2 separate regions of the Homo sapiens genome follow, and region 1 is linked to region 2. Evidence: chromatin loops called from intact Hi-C (ENCODE). Cell type or tissue: A673. All regions are shown on one strand. Links, peaks and the distances in the headings refer to the core of each region. The heading gives the core; the rest is flanking DNA.

Region 1 (10,849 bases), core at 1,970-9,969, 86 kb after region 2:
AGTGGGGGAGTACAAAAGCAAACTGTCACACACGATCACTTTCCAGGCAGAGCTGAAGTATTGCAATATGAAAACAGGTTCCCCTTCATAAGATACAGAGAGTGACAAAACATTTAAGTGACATCGGGTCTCATTCTCGATGAGTCGGCTGCCATAACACTTTATTTATACAACTCATTCCATTTCTCCCAGGAGTTTTACAACCGTCTTATCAGTTTTCCTCCTGAGGAGGTAACTCCATAGGACGGATTAATCCTCTTAGGCTGGGGCAGCCCCAGGAAGTGAGTTAGGAAGTGAGTTATGTTATCTGTGTCGCGGAGGCAGAAGCTAGGGGCCGAGGAGGCTGGATTGGCCTTGAATCTGATCTTGAGAAGAGTAAGGTAATTAAAACGACAAGGCAACCAACTGCACCAATGACAGAAGCAGAGTTCTTTTCTCCAGCCAGCCTTCCAGATTCCAACCCCAGTCCACACCTTGAGAAGACAGTTTCCAAATCCTTTATAACAGTTGTCGAGCACTTTTTACACTTTGCTTTGAGTGTTTAGATTTACTGAGGGTGAAAGTCTGGTATCTTTCATACTCACTGCAGCTTCTTGGGACAGAGGGTACATGCCCATGCACCCCACCCCACTCCCCACTCCACTCTCATGCACAAACACCCAGAACCTGCTCCTAAAAATCTGTTGCATGTTGGCAGAATTCCACTTAGCCTAACCCAAGATGGCCTCAAGAAATGGAAGGGGATTTGCTCCTCAAAATGAGCCTGCATAAAATGTGCAAAGGATAGGACGATTACTTAGGATATGGGAAAACAGACTCGCTCATACACCGTTGCTTTCTATGCTAATATCACATTTTGTTGGCAACATATAAAGTTATAAAAAGATTAATTGCCTGCGATCTTATATTTCTACCTCTACAATTTTATTATAAGGAAATAAGTATAGATATGCAAATAAATTCTTATATAAAGAGGATCTATTTAGTATTTTACATAACAAAAAATTGAAGCAACAAAAATGCCTGTCAAAAGGGGGTAGATTTTTAAAAATTGCGATGTGCCAGCATGATGGAAGAACATTAATACGGTGCTCTAGCATAATATTTAAAAACATACTATAATATCAATAACTATTATTTACCAAGCAATTATGACTGTACCAGGTGTGGTGCTAGGCCCATTCAATGCACTAATTTATTCCTTCTCACAATAATGTTATGAGATGTTATGAGTATTGCTCCTACTTGACAGATTAAGAACTGCTAGTTAAGTGTTGGAGTCTGGTTTCCAATCCAGGCAGACTGACTTCAGAACCCAAACTCTAGACCACAGTGTCACTGCGTGCTGGTTCATGGTGCTGTATGTTTCCATATGATAGAAGTGTCCTTAGGTAATAGCTCAGCCTGGTATTTGAAAACTGTAAAAATATGTAATGATCTAGAATTAGGTAATACCTATTATATAATTCTATACCACAAATCATAAATATGATTTTTTTCATCCTTACATCAACATTTATTGAGTATCTACCATGTGCTAGGAACCGTGGTAGGTGCTAACAATTCAGTCAGGACCTATTAAGATAAACTGAAAAAGCGTGTGAGAAAGAGAAAGAAAGAGAAAGAGAAAAGGAAGTTATATATCAAAAGGGTAACAGTGATCATCTCTGGGTGTTCAATTTTGGGTGGTTTTCATTGTCTTCTTAAATTGCACATGCATATTCCAATTATTCTGTCGTGTTCTTAGAATGTAGGAAAAAACATATCTAATTCATGTTATTAATGAAAAAAAATTCAAGGAATTAAAAGGCACACATATTCCAAAAAAGACATCTCAGGCCTTTTTTACATTCCTGTCCCCCACCCCGCAGGACTCCTCAGGAGTACATCCAGTCCTGTCAATCTCCCACAGAAAAGTCCCCCAGGTGGTCACTGCTGTCTCCTCTCAAGGCCTCAATCCCACCTCACCCCCCCACCCCAATCACTCCAGTCTTCCTGCTTCCTGAGCCTTCAATCAAGACAGGACACGCCAGGCTGACTGAAGGCTTGACCTATTTCAGACAGTCTTTCTCTGCCACGGTCATAACTAGGTGGTTATTAACCAACGCAGTGATTAACAAGAAAATTAGCCGTTTGAAAACAAGGCCAATCCTCCAGTCCTTCCACTTCAAAAACTAATCTGCATCAGCCTCATCTATCCAGGCTCATTTTCGATGAATTCTCACAGCCAACTTTCACTTCCAAACATGAGAAATGATGTTTTAAAAACCTTGGGCTTATAAATCATTACCCCCACTCCCAACTTTTATTTGGATCATCAGAGCAGCCCTAATGGGAACACATATACAAACAGAGAGGTCCTCATGCCAAGCCTGGAAAAGTTTCTTCTCTTGCCTGCTGGGAATATCATTTAACCTCTCAGTACCGTAATTTCCACCTTCATGATACACAGATAATAATTCCTCCCCCACATAACTGACGGTGGTTTCATGTATGGAAAGTGCTTTGATAATTTTTTTTTTAATTGCAAGAGAAGTCCCAATGCTGTTTCATAGCTCACCAGCTTCTCTCATCTAAGGGCTTCCTAATGCACCAAAGGGAAAACGTTTGCCTCAGTGCAATGTTTCCGGAGAAAGATATCATTCCTTTCCTTTCCAAAACCCCCCCCCCCTTTTTTTTTTTTTTTTTTTTTTAGTGGGTTGAGGGCACAGACAGAAAGATACTGTAAGAAACGGCATGAGATCTAAGCATTTCAGGTGTGAAATGAATTTTTCCTGGCATCATCCAGAATGTGCTCTGAGCTGCCACACTAACTAACTGAGGTTAGGGTAGAATAAAAGCCTTAAATTGAGAACGTCTTTGCGTGAGTGGATTTAAACAAGACCTTTCAAATTAATTTAACATACTTGCTTTTATTTCTCTTTGTTCAGATGTCAACTTTTTGTAAGAGTCGGATGCCGTTCTTTCGCTCCATCCTAATGGGCACTTGGTCATGTGCCCAGCAACATTCACTCCAGAAAGGGAATCTGCTTCCTGTGCAATAGAACTCTGTCTGGAACAACCAGGGAGATGTTTTCATCCACATGGACAGAGATTTCCGGCACCTACTGGTTTTCCCACCCACACTGAGTGTTGCCCTCTAAATGAGTCACTCTGGTTTCCACAGAGAGGTCAGGTGTCTCTCGGGAGCTGGACTTCCTGAATTCACTCCACCACGTTTTATCTGTGTAACCTTGTGCAGGGTACCTAAAATCTCTGTTACCTCATCTGCAAAATGGGGATACCTAATACTTGGAGAGTTGTTGTTGAATTAACGCAAGGCACTTGGCCAGGAGCGTGGCACACGATAAATCCATTGTGAACACCAATTATTATTATTATTGTTATTATTACTATGCTATCATGATGACTTTGCAAGCTTTCTTCTTGCCTGAAATATCTCACCCTCCTTGCCTGTCTTTGGCGTTTGGTATTGCTGGCAATTGACCTTTCCTGCACCCATCCCCCAACCTACTCTTTCTTTAGCTTTGATAATGCGACATTAACGTGACTCTTCTCCTAACTCTTGCCCCTTTTGCTTTCTTCTTCTCTTTCTATTTTTTCCCCTGCACATGCAGGCATTATTGGAGGTTCGGTCCTCTTTCTCCTCTTTTCTCTTTTCAGCAAATGCTCTTCTTTCAGTAATGGAATTCTTGTCACAGGCTTTAAAAATGCAAAATCTCTCTCAGTGTTTCTCATTGTCTCTTCTTCCCCCTCCCTTCATTCCTCTCTATCTTCTCTTCCCTTCCATTCTTTTCTTCCCTCTTGCCTCTCTTCCCTGAAATCCAGACCCAAAGTTTCAGCTGTCTGTTGGATATGACCATCGAGCCAATCCACGCCTTTTCAGATTCAAATTTATTTCCCATCCCCCGCTCAAACGAAGATCTCCTTCCCTCCCAATCCCCATTCTTGCTTTTCCTAAGAAGGGCTCATCACACTAGCCATGCTCAAGAACTCAAAGCTATCTTTGACTCCTCCTTCTCATTTCCCTCCACATTCATCCAGCCTATGGCTCTCTACCTTCTTTCCTGATGAAGTCCCTGGCAACTCCTATACCCAGTGACTTAGCCTTAGGCAAGGTTCTCCTTAATGCTGAGAGCCTGGTTTAGGTCTTGCAGTAATCAACTAAATATCTGTACATCTCCAGTCTCTCTCCCCCAGCTCCTCTTACACTTGCTTCCATATGAACTCTTTCTCAAGAGCATCTGGGCAGCTTTTAAACACTGTGGTGTCCAGGCTGCTGCCTGGCCCTATTACATCAGAGTTTCTGGGTTGGCATCCCGGCATTTACATTGTTTCAAACTCCTGAGGTGATTCCAGTGACTGGCCTAGGCTGCCAATTTAAGCTTAAAGGGATAGCTAAGCAAGTCCAAGCTACTAGATCAGTGCTTCTCAGACGTTAGCATATATTAGACTCATTGGAAAGCTGGTTAAACCACAGCTTTATGGGCCCCACCCCTAGAATTTCCAATTCCCTAGGTCCAGGGAAAGGAGAGAGGTAGAGTGCTGAGGACTTGCATTTCTAACTAGTTTCCAGGAGCTGGTGATGTTGTTTGTCTGTGAGGACCAAAATTTGAGAACCATAGCAGTAAATTATTCTCTCTATTGGCAACATCCAAAGGTGGTTTATGGAGAGGAAAACCACATTTCATTAGGTTTGAGTAAACTAAGGAGTCCTAAGCAATGCTATAGCAAAGGGCTCTTCAATGACAAACCCAGATCAGCAGGAGGTAGGGGGAAGTCATGTCTTCTGTGTGCAAATCTCTTGCCTCTCCAATCACTTTGCCCACCACGAAGGGGCTGGAGTTCATGCTGCTTCCAATGTTTAAGGTAGTACCCGGTGCCCAGCAGATGCAAAAAAAAAAAAAAAAAAAACAATTTACTACGGATTACCCAACTGAAATTCCCAGGCTCATAAACTTAGTTCTCTGTTTCGTTCTCTCCATACCATCCTACCTATATCTACCTACTTAGCTATCAATCTATATATCTATATATCTGTATATCTTTCTTCTAAAATAAGGACCCTTTGACAAACCTGAGGCAGCCCTCACAAATGAGGCAAAGACTGTGGGTGCCAATGAGACTATGGCTGGAATATCCCATTACTGGGAAAAATGCGGTTTCTCTTCCTTCATTTCATTTAGATTTTAAAGGTAATTGTGACCTGGCAGGCAGATAAGTCTGTATTCAACATCTCCTGACAGGGATCATTGTAAATAGCATCCTTTATTCTCCAGGGTGTATAGCAAGAAAGGAAGATGATGAATACAAGCTGGAATGGGGTTTATAAATCTTTTTAAGACCTGATTTTTTCCTACTTTTTCTAAGCATCTGTGTTACAACCAGCTCTTTAGCTAATATTGTTTTTGTGCCAAAAAGAAAAGTTTACCAGGGCTGTCTTGATTGTGAGCACTTTATAATTACAAGAGAAGGACAAGTCTCTGAATTCTGAGCAGGAGGGAAAAAAAAAAGGTACCAGTTCAGCTAATGGCACAAATGAGACTTAAGAGCCAAATGAAAGAGTAGAAATAGTGCGGGTCCTCATTGCTTGCTAAATTGGAGGAAAAATCCTACAAAGCTAAACTAAACCAGCTCATCAGTCAGCCCTTACTCATATTCTAAAAGTGTGGATTAATCAGGAAGCGAGGGGAGAATGGAACAGGGCTTCTGCCTCCCATTCTTTGATGCGTGATAGAATGATGAGCCTCACATTATAAGCCTTTCTGCCATCGTAGACCAACCGAGTTAAGCTCATTTCGGGTGGTTATAAAGATTCATGCAGCAATTATTTAGAGGCTTGCACATGCACTCTTTAATCAGGCTGGGGAAACGCACATGCTAGCTATTTTCTGGACGTTTTAGCAACGAGGAAAAAGCAAGCGTGATTCTAAAGGCAATTCCTCTCTAACAGCTTTCGGAGTTTCCACTTCCCAGCTTCTATCCTGGCACTCTTTGAGGTGACTAAGAGAACCATCTGTAAAAATATCCATAAAGGTATTGCGAGGTTGATAATGGCACCTGCTTTGCTTCCCATCTTTGACTCTTTTACCAGAGTTATCATAAATGGAGTGACCTTTCCCTCTTTGCTGTTCCAGGACTTCTTCCTATGTCTCCGTGCTTTTTAATAAGGGCACATTTCCACCTTTGTATTGGATTTTAGATTGTAAATGTTTTATTTCTCTTCCTAGAGGACAGATTCAGTGTTTCAATCCTCTTTGTACCGCCCTCATCAGCCAGTAGGGTTGCAAAGTTATTTATGAAAGGAATGCATGCCTGAAGAATGGTTGGAAGCCACATGTCTCAACCATGAGTTCTCTTAAACATTGCTCTGACTTTTGTGTATAATCCACGGAAGGCAGACAAGGGCCTTCACAGCCAGATTCCAGCCTCAATCCAGTCATTCCCCTCTGCTAACCTAAATCTGGACACATCTGTGTGCTAGTCTTTCCTTTAGCTATTCAAGCTTTCCCCAAAGGCCCCATGTTTTCTCGTCTCTCCAAGCCTTTGCACTTGCTGCTGGCATTTCCTAAAATCCTCCACCCCAGCTGACTACTGATCATGATTAGGATGCCAATCAGGTGCCATCTCTGTGGGAAGGCTTTCCCCAGTCCCAGCTCTAGCCCAGGTGGGGAGGGCCGCGATGTGCCATGCTGGCACTGGGTCGACATCTATCAGACTGCCTGACCTGCTGACTCACAACCATCTGTTTGCTTTTGTTCTTCTTAAAGCTTCATCCACCTCATGCTGCCATTAACTAGACTAAAGTACCCTTAAGGCCAAGTACCTGGTCTTAGTTATCTCAGATTTCCTGTATGTTGCATAACGTCTATAACAGTAGATGCTCAATAAACATTTGTGGAATTGAAATGAATTGTTGAGCTCCCTGTTATCTAGTTCTCTGCATTAACAAAGGCAGTATAAACTAATTGAAAAAGTCTTCAGCTTCTTAAGCTTCTAATAACATTATTGCAAAGATCATTAAACAGGAATCGCAGGGCTTTAAGTCAATGGTTCTCAAAATGTGGGCCCCAGGCCAGAGAAACAGGCATCACCTGGGAGCCTGCTAGAAATGCAAATTTTTGGATCCCAACTCAGACATAGTGAATTAAATAAATCTGGCATAGGGTCCAGGAGTTTGTATTTTATAAGCTTTGTATGTATTTGAGAGTGAGAACCTCTGTTTTAATTAATTAGAAGTAATATTTTGCGAAGTAGTACATAGCAGTGAGAAGATCAAAGCCATTGGAATCAAGCAGCAATGGTTCAAATCGTAGCTGCTGTGCTTGATTTGATGGTTACATGCATTTGGTCAAGTTAGCTAAACTCTGTGAGGCTCATTTCCTTCATTAATGAAAGGACGAGAACCAAAGCAAGTGACAAACTTAAAATGCCTAGTACAGTGCCTAGGGCACAGAAAATGCTCAGCAGATGGTGGTTCCTACTTTATTGTTTCCCAAAATGTATGCCATCAAAGATTAGTCTCAAAAGTACTCTGAGAAAGAAGAAGGAAGGAGAGGAGGAAGAGGAGAAGAGGAGGAGGGGGAGAGGAAGAGGAGGAGGGAGAGGAGGAGGAAAAATGCTCTCTGGTCAAATAACTTTGAGAAGTAAAGCCTCTATTCTAATAGAAAGTCTCAGTTCACATAAACATGTTAAAGGCCCTGAGAAGTTTTACGACTCTGTTTTTCTTAAGCTTTGTTTAATTCAGTCTTTTCTAAGTTTTCCGTCCTCCCTGCCTCCCTCCCTCCCTCCCTCCCTTCCTTCCTTCCTTCCCTCCTTCCTTCCTTCCTTCCTTCCTTCCTTCCTTCCTTCCTTCCTTCCTTCCTTCCTTCCTTCCTTCCTTCTTTCCAGGGTGAGTAGAAGAGGCAACCTCTTAGCTTCTAGTAAGTTACGAGAATAAAACAAAAGAAACATTTTCACCTTTGTTTTGAGTTTTTGGTTGTTTGCTTTTTAATTGGAGTTTGGGAAGAAGAAAAACCTCAGTAATTTTTAAGTTAAATATACAATAGTAACATTAAATATTTGCAAAATATGCACAATAATTTGTCAACCATCCAACAGATATTTATGGAGTGCATACTAAGTGCAGGGCACTGTTGGGTGTTGAGGATACTGAAAGGGAGGAGGGGAACAAATTTGGATGGGGCAGGGGTATCCAAGGAATGATATTTGAGTATAGTGAATGACCATACCAGCCATGGAAAGATAGGGGGAAAGATTCTGGGCAGATGGAACAGGAAGTACAAGGCTGTCAGAGGAAAGAGTTTGGATGTTTCCAAAGAATGCAAAGAAGTCTAGTCACAGAGTGGGGAGAGAAAAGGAGAATGGAAGGAGCTGAAGTTATGAATGTTAGCCTGTGGCCAAATCACATCACACTAGCCACAATAAACGATCTGGGTTTTATTCTAAGGGCAATGAAAAAACATTTTATTAAACGTGCTGGTTTGGCCTGATTGTTAGGTATGAGAACCTTGCCCTATACTCTGTATCTTCACTGGTAATACCCAGAAACTTCAAAGACCAAAAGAGGGAAGTATTTTTTCTCCATTCATCATCTATCCATCCATCCATCCATCCATCCATCATCTGTGATTTTTGATGTGCCAGGAATGGTGCTTACTGGGTAACAAAGATACAAAGATAAATAAGAAAGCTTCTGCCCTCAAGGAATTGATCGTCTATTAAACTTCTTGAACTGTGAAAGAGGTTTGGTAGATGCATAAATGATTATGCTGCCGCATTGGACTACCTTGCTATATTTTTCTAGGACTCATTATTCATAATGGGACTGTATCTTTGGATGGAAAAACGACTGCAGTATTTTTATTACTGACTACATAAAATGCATGATTTTACCGTATTCAAGAGCACGTTAGGCATAATTGCTTGGATCTTAAATTTGTATGAAGCGCAGGAACTAGGGTAATAAGAAATCAAGGCTGACACACCAAACTTAGTTCCTCTGTCACCCATAAGACCTAATCTTGCTTAAGGGTGCATCCCATACTTGAATGATTGTCCTACTATGTAGTTTTAAAAGCGTTTGGAAATTATCTCTTCTTTATTTCATTAAGCAACATTCTTTCTCCCTCTAACACGTTCTTGAAATGCCTCTTACTAAAAAAAAAAAAACAACAAAAAAACCTTTTTTGTTTGTTTCCTGTGGCAACGGAAAAAAAGAAAATACAAGAAAATACTAGCAACGAAGCATATGCCAAGGTAATTTAAGAGTTGTGATAAGCCAAAAGGAAAAGATAAACAGCCCCCAGAAACTCACAGAGTTAAAGAGGTTGTTCCTTTTTAAAGAAGTCTAATTGGACACAGCAGGGGTCTTGATACGTGCGCCTCGTTGTTTTATGAGAGGAATTTTCTACTACAATATAGGAAGTTAAAGTCTGCTCAACTTGTCTGACGCTGATTTGCTCACATCTGTCATCCAACCTTGAACTGGTCTGACCAATTTTGGAGGGAGTAAGACCATGGAAATATGCATATTTAAACCCAGAACATGAAGGATGTGAATTGTTTTTAATGGTCTACCAACTCTTTGGCCTGAATAGCTATGGAGTTACCATCCTGTCTGAAATTTCCCTTATTTATCACAGACAGGAATTTCTGAGCAGCCCAAACCCAGTTACTTACAGGAGGTGCCGATGAAGAATAAAAAGACCTCAGGACAAGAAGAAACCTAGCCAAAAGGTAATACTCTCCCTCCACATTGCCGCCAGCAAAATCTCAGAGTTAATGTCAGTCATAATGAGTTAATCAGGACAAAGGTTCTGAGTTCTGTGGGGAAGAGTGCTGATTCCACTGTTCATGTGGGATGTTATTGCTATTAATAAACAATCATGATAACTTGCATGTCCACTTCTCATTGTGCAATGGAGAGGTATTTTTTTCCACACATTATCTTGAAGTATAATTATCTCTGTGTTATAAATGGTGAAACTAAAACACAGAGAAGTTAATTAAAGAACTTGCCCAGGGTAACAATAGTCCAAATGGGGAAGGGAATAAGGCATAGACTTTGGAGCTCTTAAGAGAGGGTTTTTGCAGAACTATAATCGAGGCAAAATGAGGGCATGGGCTTCCAACTTTTCCCCAAGCCTACTAAGTACACACTTTTCAAGCTGCTTTGCTAAGCTTGACCTCTGAAACTTATGTGGTTTTGAAAATGGAAACACTCCTATCCCTAAGCAGCTGCACAGTGGATTCTGGATGGCATATGCCATGCCATTCTGTGTAAGCTCTCCCCTCATGATCTATGCTTTGCTATACACCTTGACAATGAAGAGTGCTACATTTTTGGTTCTCCACCCAAGAGAGGAAAACCACTCCTCTGCCTAGAGGCCCTGTTAAAGTTTGGTTGCATTGTAACATGGGAATGTTTCTTAGAAGACTGACCTAATTTGATTCAGGTTGTGCAAAACTTACTACTCTAGGCCTGCATATGAGTTGGGCACATATCTTCCATGTATTTATAAGGAACTGTATTTGACTTATAAGAACCTATGTGCTACAGATCATCCATTCTGGAAAATAATTTTTTCAAGTTTAATTTTCCTGGAATTAGAAGCTTTATGAATAATGTGTACGTTTAATGTAGCACTTCTCTTTTCTTCTCATGAAATGTTGTAATTCAGTCCATAATGTGCTTACAATGCTATATTACAATCAAGAATATGTTATATCACAAGCTCCTTTCAAGTACTTGCAGCATCTGACAACAGAATACAATAAAATATAAATAGAGTTTGCTTAGCATAGGAAATTTCACTTTGTAAAAGTTGGAATCTTTTCCAAAGCAAGC
Region 2 (10,849 bases), core at 1,209-9,208:
TCAAGTGATCGCCTGGTCCCAGGAATTTGTACTGTTTTTAACGCGGCACTCAGTGTTAAAAACAGTACAAAATCCTGGGCCCTATCCAGGTATGGGGTGGAGTCTGGGAGTATATCGATTAAGAAGCTCCCTAGTGGCTGGGCATGGTGGCTCATGCCTGTAATCCCAGGACTTTGGGAGGCCGAGGCAGGCGAATCATTTGAGGTCAGGGGTTCGAGACCAGCCTGGCCAAACCCCATCTCTATTAAAAATACAAAAAAAGTAGCCAGGTGTGGTGGTGGGCACCTGTAATCCCACCTACTTGGGAGGCAGAGGCAGGAGAATCACTTGAACCCAGGAGGCAGAGGTTGCAGTGAGCTGAGACCGTGCCATTGCGCTCCAGCCTGGGCAACAAGAAGGAAACTCCAACTAAAAAAAAAAAAAGGAAGCGAAGAAGCTCCCTAGCTGATTCTAGTGTACATTAACATTTAAGAAATTCTACCTGAATCACTTTTATGCCCTTCCAAATGCATCTTACTTGAAGAGGACATACCAGATTGTTAGTAGATATATATTTTTTAATGTAAGCTTTGGATGTGGGCGTCTTTAGGTGAAGTTTCATGAAGTCTGCAACTTCATTTCAAAAGATTCAGCAAAAAGATCTCATCTCTCAAGCTCTATAAAAACAGATAAGGCAAATGTGGCAAAATGATAGCAATCGTTGAAACCAGGTGGTTATTCTTACATGGTACTATTCTTCCAAGTTTTTTGTATGTTTGAAATTTTTCATAACAAAAAGTTGAAAAAACCTCAAGCTTTGATTCACCCAAGGATTTCAGTCACATGCTGCTGGAAAATCAAATAAAATGAAGCAAGACCCACAAGGTAATGGTTTGGCCAGATGGTCACAGGGAGGACCAAGAGGGCTTAGGGGACTTCTCCTGATTTTTCCCTGAACCGGCTGTTAAGACAGCTTCTCCCCTTCAGAGGCCTGCTCAGTGTGTTCAGATGAATCATTTGTGATGCCCCAACTGAACTTCTTCCCAGCGGTCGGTCATGGAAGTAGCTCAGCTCGGGACTCCAGGCATCAGCAAAAATGTGTAGTTTCCAAATGCACTTGACGTTTTTCAAGCACAACTCAATTGCTCTCAGAATTGGCCACTTGTGCCTCCGAAAGGAAAGGCAAATGAGGGGCCCCCAAAGTGCCATCCTTGGAGTTTGCTAACACTCCAAGAGATGGAGAAAACCAGTCCTTGATGTCTTACAAAAAATAAAAGAGGAGCTCACACACTTCTTTCCCTTCCCAGTCATGTCATGCGGGGGATGGGAGCTTTGGTCACAGCACCCAGCATTCTGTCAGGCACAGGTTAGGGGCTTGGGATGGAATAGTAAGGCAAAGGTTCTGCGTTCTCAGCTCTGTGTCCTGCATTCCTGTGACTTCTTAAGAATACAGGGATCATCACTTCACCCTAAACTATCAACCTTTTTGGTAAATGTCATCACTTTTCCTCATGTGAAAACAAAACCATTTAATAAAAACTGAGAAGCATACCTAAAAGCTGAACAGCCATTCTCCTGTATCCTTTACGTGACAGCAAAGACATGGATTTCAGGCAGAATCTTGGTTAACCAGGCTTCTGCTTCAAATTGGCTTAGAAAATTAAGGGCATGCATTGTCTCTGATTAAACAACCATGAAAGATTTTAAAAAGAAACCTAACAAACAAAAAAACCTCATTCATAACATCCATGCAACAAGAGCCCCCACCAATTCAAAAGGCTGTGAATTTTTATTTTATTCTTATGATACAGAAGGAGCTTGACTAATCTAGAGTGGTAGCTTTGAGAAGCGGAGGCTGGCTAAGCTACCTGAGGCTCCAACAAAAGATTTCTTTTCTTTTTCTTGTTTTTCCCTTTTCTCTGAGTCAATCACAAGTAAACTTAGTCATTAACCTTAAATCCCACCAAAGAAACAAACAAACAAATACATAAAATTCCTTAACACTAAGTACCATTTTGCAGCTTGCAACCAGGGGGATCCCCTTATTTTCTGTTGTTTTGGCTTTATTCCCAGGGGAAAATCCTAGCAGGGCTGTGAAAAGAAATGTACTATACAAATAATTGTGCTGCCTCAACTCCAAAGGTCAATGCCTTTTTTCCTGTTTCTCTCTTCCTCTCTCTCTCTCACCCCGTATCCCACAATCTCATCACAGTGTACCACTCAGCTAACCAGGACAACTAATGACTAACAGAGCAGACTGACATGTTGTTCTTTGCTCACGAAGTCTGCGGCAGCAAACGTTTTTGAAATACAGCAAAAGTCTTAAATGGTCTCAACGTAGCGCTGTGTGCAAAAAAGCAACTCTGGTTATCAGGGAAACCAGGTGTCGACTGTTGTTCTACCGAGAAAATTGACCTCCCCAGTAAATAAACTCATGGGTATTCAGAGGAGCGGATGAAAACATTGATACACAGCCCATTAATCCCTAAAATATTCAGACTATCATACAAGCAGTGTCTGAAATTTGATCAAAAGCTAGGGGAAGGATAGAGGCAGAAACACCCCAGGAATGGGGCTGTGGTGCTCAGTGAGGGAGATCAGGTGTGCACTAGAGAACTCCAGATTTCATTACATTTCACTGGTTCTGGCCATGCACTTTGAAGCATCAGGTTTATTGTCTCTAAAAGAGTAAGTTTAATAAAGAGGCAGCCCATAAAGGGTACTGTAGCATGTAAAGTTACTGTAATTAGGTTTTCAGGAGTTATAATGAAACATTTAGCTGGAGAGAGGTTAAATAACCACCACCCTTTCTGGCACCATTAATATACTCTCCGATATGAAAAGGAATGGTGCTGGTTGAGGCAAAATTCAAGGGGCAGGGTCCTGAGACAGACAGAGACAGAGACATGGAACGTGGAGAGAAAGCAAAAACAGAAGGAGAGAAGCATAGAGGATGAGGTGAAAAAAGAGATAACGAGAAAAATGATGGATACTGCACCACTGAGCCCTACTTGAGTAGCAAAACTAGGTGATCGCTTAAGCGTTCTGTCTTTATTTTCCTGTTTGCAAATATAACATGCACACATTACAAAAAAAACAAGCATATAATTTTTTTTTCCCCCAAGACAAAGTCTTGCTTTGTTGTCCAGGCTGGAGTGCAGTGGCTTGATCTCCACTCACTGCAACCTCCACCTCCCAGTTCAAGTGAGTCTCCTGCCTCAGCCTCCCAAGTAGCTGGGGTTACAAGCATGTGCCACCACGCCAGGCTAATTTTTGTATTTTTAGTAGAGACGGGGTTTCACCATGTTGGCTAGGCTGGTCTCAAACTCCTGACCTCGTGATCCACCATCCTCAGTCTCCCAAAGTGCTAGAATTACGGGCATGAGCCACTGCACTGGGTCAAGTATATACATTTTAAAAATAGAAAGTAAACATCTCCTGTACTTTAGAGATAGACTGGTAAACATCTGATGTTTGTAGTCAGCCTTCTTTTTCTACATAGAAACATTTCCTCATTGTCATCATCATGATTATTATTCATTTAATTATTTAAGAAATCCAATAGGATGGTACCTAGAAGGCAGTTTTAAGTCTGCAAATCCTAGACTGAGACAACCAGGGTTTGCATCCTGGCTTCTATATTTATCACTGTGTGATCTTGGGCAAGTTACTTAACCTTGCTAGGAGGCTGAGAATGATAGTAGCTACTTCTTGGGCTTGTTAGGGGGATTGGGTGAGTTTATTCGTGAAATGCTTAGCATTGAGATTGACATCCAGTGAATGGTCAATAAATGCAGATATTAATGGCTTGAGGGCAGGAGCCGTGTATAGTATATTTTAGCCATTACTAAATCTCCTTGACCGAGCATAGTGCCCAGCTGATTTAAAATATGTGTTGAATGAATGAGTCGTTCTAATTAGCCTGGTGATTGGAGAATTGCAGGCACCTCCACTCACTGTCCCCTAGGAAGAGAAGGGACTAGGGATGTTACTAATGTGCTTCTTCTCTTCTTCCAGTTGAGAATTTATGCTTAGGTTGAGAAGTGAATTGTTTCCTTTAAAATAGGACTTACAGTTTTTAAAATCGTTACTTCTCAGGTTTGAAAAACAAGAAGCCAATAACCCAATTAGTGTAGTCAAAAGTCCATTTTATATCATAGTTCCCTAAGCTTCGACTCAAGCCCGTTTGATTCAGGAAAAAAATAGGCTTTCAAGGTTTCTCATCCCTGAACCTTTCGGCTCATAGGGGACTGCCACTACATTTGCATATGCCGTGAACAACAGGAAAATCCTCTATTTTGCCCTCTTCAAAATTTGCAGCCGTACCAAAAATATTCACAGCTGGAATAATTAGCAACTCAATTTATTGCCTTCCGTTTTCTAAATAGAAGCTTCGACTCTTGATATTTAAATAGTGTCACACTGTGATACAACATAGCATTTTTCATGGTAAAACTTTTTTTTTCCTCCATGAAATGATATACTGCTCAGTGTGACAGGCAAGGTCTCTCGAGGTCATTAAAGAAACCTGGTGTTTTGTGAGCAAATCCATTTCAGAGTCTTTGGATGAGATGAAGAGTCTTTTTTTTTTTTCTTCTTCTTTTTCCCCCTCTGGAGTTGTTAACTTGGTGACTTTTTTCAAGTTAATTGGTAAGAGTCTTGATATAGTAGGGGAAGAAAAACAAAGACGTCTGACTTTGACTTTAGATTTGACCTTGAATTCGCTATGCACTATCATATGGGAGTGTCCAGACAGCCATTTCGAATGGACTTAAATTTGTGTTCACCGGCAGGTAGAGGTAGATGAAGAAAAAATGCACACCCTCAGACACAGCCAAGGAGCAGGATAATTTCTCCCATTGCATTTAGTGTCTGGACCATTCAGACAGTTAGACAGTGTTCAAGCTGGAAGGACCCTCTAGGTTATTCTGCTTCATGTGATTACATTTGTTTTTGTCTTGTTTCTTAAGTCAAATTACAAAGTCAGGCTCTCTCTCTTTTGCTTTCTGGTACCCTTCCCTCTTCATAGTAGGTGCTCAAAAAGTCTGCTGAAGGAATTCACTAATTATGGTAGAGGGGAAAATGAATGGGCTTGGAGCCAGGTGCACCTGGACTCAAATCTCAACTCCTCCAGGAGCTGCATGATGTGGGGAAAGCTAGGTATTCTCCCTGGTCCTCAGATGCCTCCTCTAAAAAAATAGAGACAATAGCAATATTTACATCCCAGAACTATTGGAAGGGCTGAAAAAGAACAGGAATACAATCCGAGAACACAGAAGCGGGCCCACAGGAAGTGTTTAATATATGTATGTACTGCATTGCCTCCACCTCTGCAATGAACACAATATCTCAAATATGAAATCACTGCCCAGCCAGTATTTATTGAGCATGGAATATATATCACATGGTACTAGATGCTTGGATGCATTGATGAGTAAGTTCTTATCCTCATAGGAAATTTCCAATTGGAGAGACAGAACAAATAAACAGAACTCACATCCAGGTAAACAATAAATACATGAAATACTTTCAAAATGTCAGAAGCACCATGGGATTGAGGAGAAGTCTGAGGATAAGAAGTAACTGACCATATGAAGAATGGTAAAAAAGAGCATCCCAGGCAGCAGGAGCAGCCTGTGCAAAGTCCCTGGGGTGGGAAAGACGGAATTTTTGAGGATGTGAAAGAAGGGCAGTGTGTTCCGGGCCAGTGGCAGGAAGAAAAGGTAGCCAGTAACCATGGCTTGAAGGCATGGGATCTGGATTTTCTTTTTTTCTTTTTTCTTTTTTTTTTTTTTTTGGTCTGAAACAGAGCTTCACTCTTGTTGCCCAGGCTGGAGTGCAGTGGTGTGATGTCAGCTCATGGCAACCTCCGCCTCCCAGGTTCAAGCAATTCTCCTGCCTCAGCCTCCCTAGTAGCTGGGATTACAGGTGCACGCCACCACGCCTGCCTAATTTTTGTATTTTTAGTAGAGACGAAGTTTTGCCATGTTGGCAAAGCTGGTCTTGAACTCCTGACCTCAGGTGATCTGCCGTCCCAAAGTGCTGGCATTAAAGGCATGAGCCACCATGCCTGGCCAAGGGGATCTGGATTTTAGACCAAGTACGAAGGGTTCTAACTATGCCATCTCTTTGAGTTAGCAAAGCACATTTAGGAGCATTCTATCTGAAAAATTACTAGGGTAGGAGAGACTCATGGGGAATTCAGCACAGGCCTTTGTGATGAAAGAGCTCAGCTGTCTTCTTATACCTCTGCCTTGAGGGTTTTGGTTTTTGTCCAGAATATTCTAGCCAGCCCACAATATTACACCTATTACCCTATCTACATTTGGATATAGTTAGGCATCTCAAGTTTAGCATGACCAAAACACAACTTTTGATTTCCACTCCAAGCTTCTCTTCTCTTCCAGGCTTCACCTATATCAGTTACAGATGTCATCACTTCTCCAGTTGTGCAGGAGCCATCCCTAGGAATGGGAAGATATTGCATGCAGGAAGTGTATTAGAAAGTGCTCTTGGGAAGACCATGTGTGAGGAAGTGAATGAAGCAGACTGCCCTGGGTGGGGATGGCGGGGAGCTGAACTGTGATGCTGTGGCAGAGGGGCCTATGGCGATTCCATGGAAAGCTCTGGAGCAGGGATGGCTCTGCTGAGTTGTTCCAGTTAGGGCAAAGGAGGCTGGGCCTTCATATCCTTACTCGGACCAGTCACTGGATGTGAGCTGTTCCCAGAGAAAGGTCCTTGGAAGACGTGGATCTCTTCTGCTGAAGGCCAATCTCAGGGAGGGACTTGGCTGAGCTCTGTTGGCTGCCAACATTACCAGCAACTGGAAGGACACCTGCTCCAGTCCTGAAGGGTGACATCTGGGTGGGCACCATGCCATCTACTTCACTAGGCTTCACCATGGTTCCTGTCCTTCTCTCACACCCAATCCATCATCAGTTGATTTCCTCTTTGCCTCCAACACATCCCCTTCCTTTTCTTACCACTCACACCTCTACATCATCTTGCGCCTGGCCTGCTGCACACAGCAATCTTTAAAGAGGTCTCCCTCTTTCCACTTTACCCATTACACCCCTTCTCCCCACAGGAGTCAGTCATTTCCTACAAACATAAATCAAAACATATTTCAAATCTTCCCATTCCTTTACACTTAGAAGTTATCCTGCTCTGCATCATGGCCTATAAGGCGTCTTGTGATGGTCGAGGTCATCTCTTCCTAACCTCTCCGTGCTCTGCTCCTAAGGCACCTGCCATCCTCTTTGCTGTTCCTTAAAGAGGCCAAGCTCCTCCCCATGTCCAGGTGGTCACACTGTGTTTCCCTCAGTCTGGAAACTTCTCTCCTCCTCTCTTTCTGTCTTCTCATTGCATGGCTCCTCTTTCTCAGGTCTTTCAAGTCTCTCCTCAAAGCTCACTTCCTCAGAAAGGATTTCTTGATCAGCCTTTCCCATCGTAGCATCTTGCATCCTACCTTGTCCAAGGTTACAGCTGAGAACAGTCAACATCCAGAGATGGGGGTGGAATACAAAGGCCCATTTCCCTCACCCTTCATTGAGATATCTCATTTAACATGCATCACCTTGGGCAGCTATCTCCTTCATTCCTTGTTTGTCACATGCCTTTCCCAATGGCATGCACATTCCAGGAGGGCCAGGATTTCATCTTCTTCCTCACCATTGTATCTCCAGCCCCTGGAAGAATGCCCAGCCCAGGTTTGGTGTTCCAACAATTTTTATTTAATGAATAAAGGCATGAACCAATATAGAGCTTGAAAAGATCTTGAAAGATCATCTCATACTGCCTGTAGGAGGTGATGAATGTAAAAAGTTTCTCTCTGCTCTCAGATGCAACACTTTTATTTATTTTCCCGGTAGTGTCCTTTTCAAGGAATCCCGTCACTCTGGTTTTCAAGATTTCGATAAACAACATCATGTTCGTATTATTCCTACACACGGTTATTTTTTAAAATCTGTTGTGAAGTCATCTTCCTTCTATTCAAAGGAGCACTTTGGTGTGTTTTGTGAGAGCCTCTTCATTTTATTGATCTTTTAGATTGGAATTCTCCTCAAGTTTTCTGTCATTCTTGAGGGATATCAGCTATAATCATGATTATTTCCACTGTAGATACCTAATGATTTTGGAAAATCGTGGGATAATGCATTTTTGATTAATTTCTAAGAGTTTCTATAGGGATGCTCTGTATTTTGCAGCCCTATCCCCTTCTTTCTTCCCACAGCAACCCAGTGGATGTATATCTTCAGGCATTACTTCACACGAATCACCTGGCCAGTTCCCAGTTTGTAACTGGGACCTCAGAGATAATCTTCCTATAAGTCTAGAAGAATTTTTGGTAAATGTACGTGATCCTTATCTGTCACCTCTCTGCCCACCTACAGAGCAGTTTATCTTCCTAGGTTTGGTATCTCTGCAAACATGGAGATTTCATGGTGCATTTTTCTCTTCTAAATCACTTTTAATAGAATATGATAGAATGGTTTTAATCTTGGAAAAATCCTATGTTGATCCCCCTCCACCTAGAGAAGAATCCATTTAGCATTCTCTTTTCCCCCTACCTGTGTAACAAAGGAGTCCTGCCTGGTGCACCTTTCTTTATTTCCTTATCTTTGGTGCTTCAAGACATCTGTCTGAAGAGTTGCATTTACCCTGATGTTGAATGGGGATCCTGTTGACAGTCTTTCAGATGTCAACATATTACACACTCAGATCCATTTACCACTATTAATCAAATCACATGTACTGGGTATTTTGTGTTGTGACTTTAACCCTTTCAAGGAATGTTTTGAGAACAGACATTTTTTTTCCTGGCACCTTTCTAGGAGAAGACTGGAGCAAGAGACTGGTTCTCTAGCCTAACTATCTTGTTGTCTCTCCCTTGAGTAGACGTTTTATACAGAGGGTGACACGCTGATCCTCCGGCTATTTTCTCTAATTAATTAATTTATTTATAAAAGTTGAGGTAAAATTCACATGATACAAAATTAACCATTTCTAATTGCACAATTCAGTGGCATTTAGAGCATTCACGATGTTTAAATTCTGCCTCTATTTAAGTTCCAAAACATTTTCATCACCCCCCAAAAAACCTCAAATTCCCCCCAAAATCTATTAAACAGTAACTCGCCATTCCTTCACTCTCTCACTCCCAGCTCCTGGCAACCACTAATTTGGTTTCTGTCTCTATGAATTTGCCTATTCTGGATATGTCAGATAAATGGACTCATACAATATGTGACCTTTTGTGTCTGGCTTCTTTTCACTTAGCATAATGTTTTCAAGTTCATCCCCATTGTAGCATGTATCAGCACTTCATTCCCTTTTGGAATACTATTTCCTTTTGTGTGAGTGTGTGTGTACACTTTTTCTTTATTCATTCATCCATTGATGAACGTTTGGGTTGTTTCCACCTTTTGACTATTGTAAATAGTACTGCTACAAACACTGGTGTGAAAATGTCTGTCTGAGCACCTGCTTTGAAAGCTTTGGGGGATCTCCCTAGGAGAGGAATTGCTGCATCATAGAGGTGCCTCAGTACACTTTGTGTTGCTATTAAGGAGACCCTGAGACTGGGTAATTTACAAAGAAAAGGTGTTTATTTGGCTCCTGATTCTGCAGGCTGTAAAAGAAGCAATGCATCAGCATATGCTTCTGGTAAGGACCTCAGGAAGCTTCCAATCATGGCAGAGGGGAAGGGGAGCTGGCATCACATGGCAAGAGAGGTAGAAAGAGAGCAGGAGGTACCAGGCTCTTTTGAAATGATCAGATCTTGCAGGAACTAATAGAGCAAAAACTTATTCATTACCGGGAGGAAGGCACCAAGTTGATCATGAGAGATCCACCCCCATGACCCAAACACCTCCCACCAGGGCCCGCCTCCAACATTGGGGATCACATTCCAACATGGGACATGGAGAGGACAAACATCCCAACTACATAATATGGTCATAAAATGGTTAACTTTTTGAGAAACCTCTAAATGTTTTCTAAATGTAGAAAATGATAATCAACATTGAACTCTTCAGGAAGCTCAAATTCTGGTTGACAGTAAGCATTTTGCCAGTCTCTCTGCATCCTATCCATATCCTGAGCTTGTTTTTGAAAACTGTTAATGAATTACAAAACAAGAAGCATCACCAAGGAGCCAGGTGGCAGCAGTAGTAGAAAGAGCCAAAATATTTCATACCTTAGAAAATGTCTTAACATCCCCAAGTCAGCAGGCTCTCATTTCAGGAAAGAGCTTTCAGGGAGAGCCTAGTGGGGTTTATATTCTAGGAAAGCTATCGATCCATGACATTTTTTTCTATTTTATTTGATGTATTATATAAAGTATTTAGAAGAACTCATGCATCAGTTTAAGTTCTTCAATTTTTTATATAATCACTCGTCTTATTTTAATATGTGATAGACATACTTTTCTTTTTTCCTTTAAACTTTTATTTAAGGTTGAGGGGTACATGTGTAGGTTTGTTATATAGATAAACTCGTGTCATGGGGGTTTGGTGTACAGGTTATTTTGTCACCCAGGTTCTAAGCATTGTACCCAATAGGAATTTTTTCTTCTGATCCTCTCTCTTCTCCCACCCTCCACCCTCAAGTAGGACCCAGTGTCTGTTGCTTCCCTTTTTGTGTCCATGTGTTCTCATCTCATCATTTAGCTCCCACTTATAATTAAAAACATGTGGTATTTGGTTTTCTGTTCCTGTGTTAGTTTGCTAAGGATAATGGTCTCTAGCTCCATCCATGTTCCCACAAAAGACATGATCTCATTTTTTATGGCTGCATAGTATTCCATGGTGTATATGTACCACATCTTCTTTATCTAGTCTACCATTGATGGGCATTTAGTTGATTCCAT

The links. Peaks named below come from ENCODE experiments on the same cell type or tissue, not always from the same donor. Only the 100,000 strongest peaks of a DNase experiment are listed, where the experiment ranks them.
Region 1: it touches region 2 in a loop (2.8-fold over the local background); 2 of 110 quality-filtered maps call a loop at or near these places.

What each region holds. Positions count from the first base shown.
Region 1 is chr5:167,891,956-167,902,804 of GRCh38, reverse strand. The region is part of intron 5 of TENM2 (teneurin transmembrane protein 2); the gene reads right to left. Among named protein-coding and RNA genes, the nearest start is that of TENM2-AS3, 56 kb to the left of the region's middle. In A673, for the core only: a CTCF peak has its summit at 6,264; DNase peaks (open chromatin) are centred at 3,074, 7,664, 8,234, 9,384 and 2 weaker places; H3K27ac peaks cover 7,898 bases.
Region 2 is chr5:167,976,907-167,987,755 of GRCh38, reverse strand. All of the region lies in intron 6 of TENM2 (teneurin transmembrane protein 2), which reads right to left. Among named protein-coding and RNA genes, the nearest start is that of TENM2-AS3, 29 kb to the right of the region's middle. In A673, for the core only: no CTCF peak of the experiment used is centred there; a DNase peak (open chromatin) is centred at 4,365; H3K27ac peaks cover 601 bases.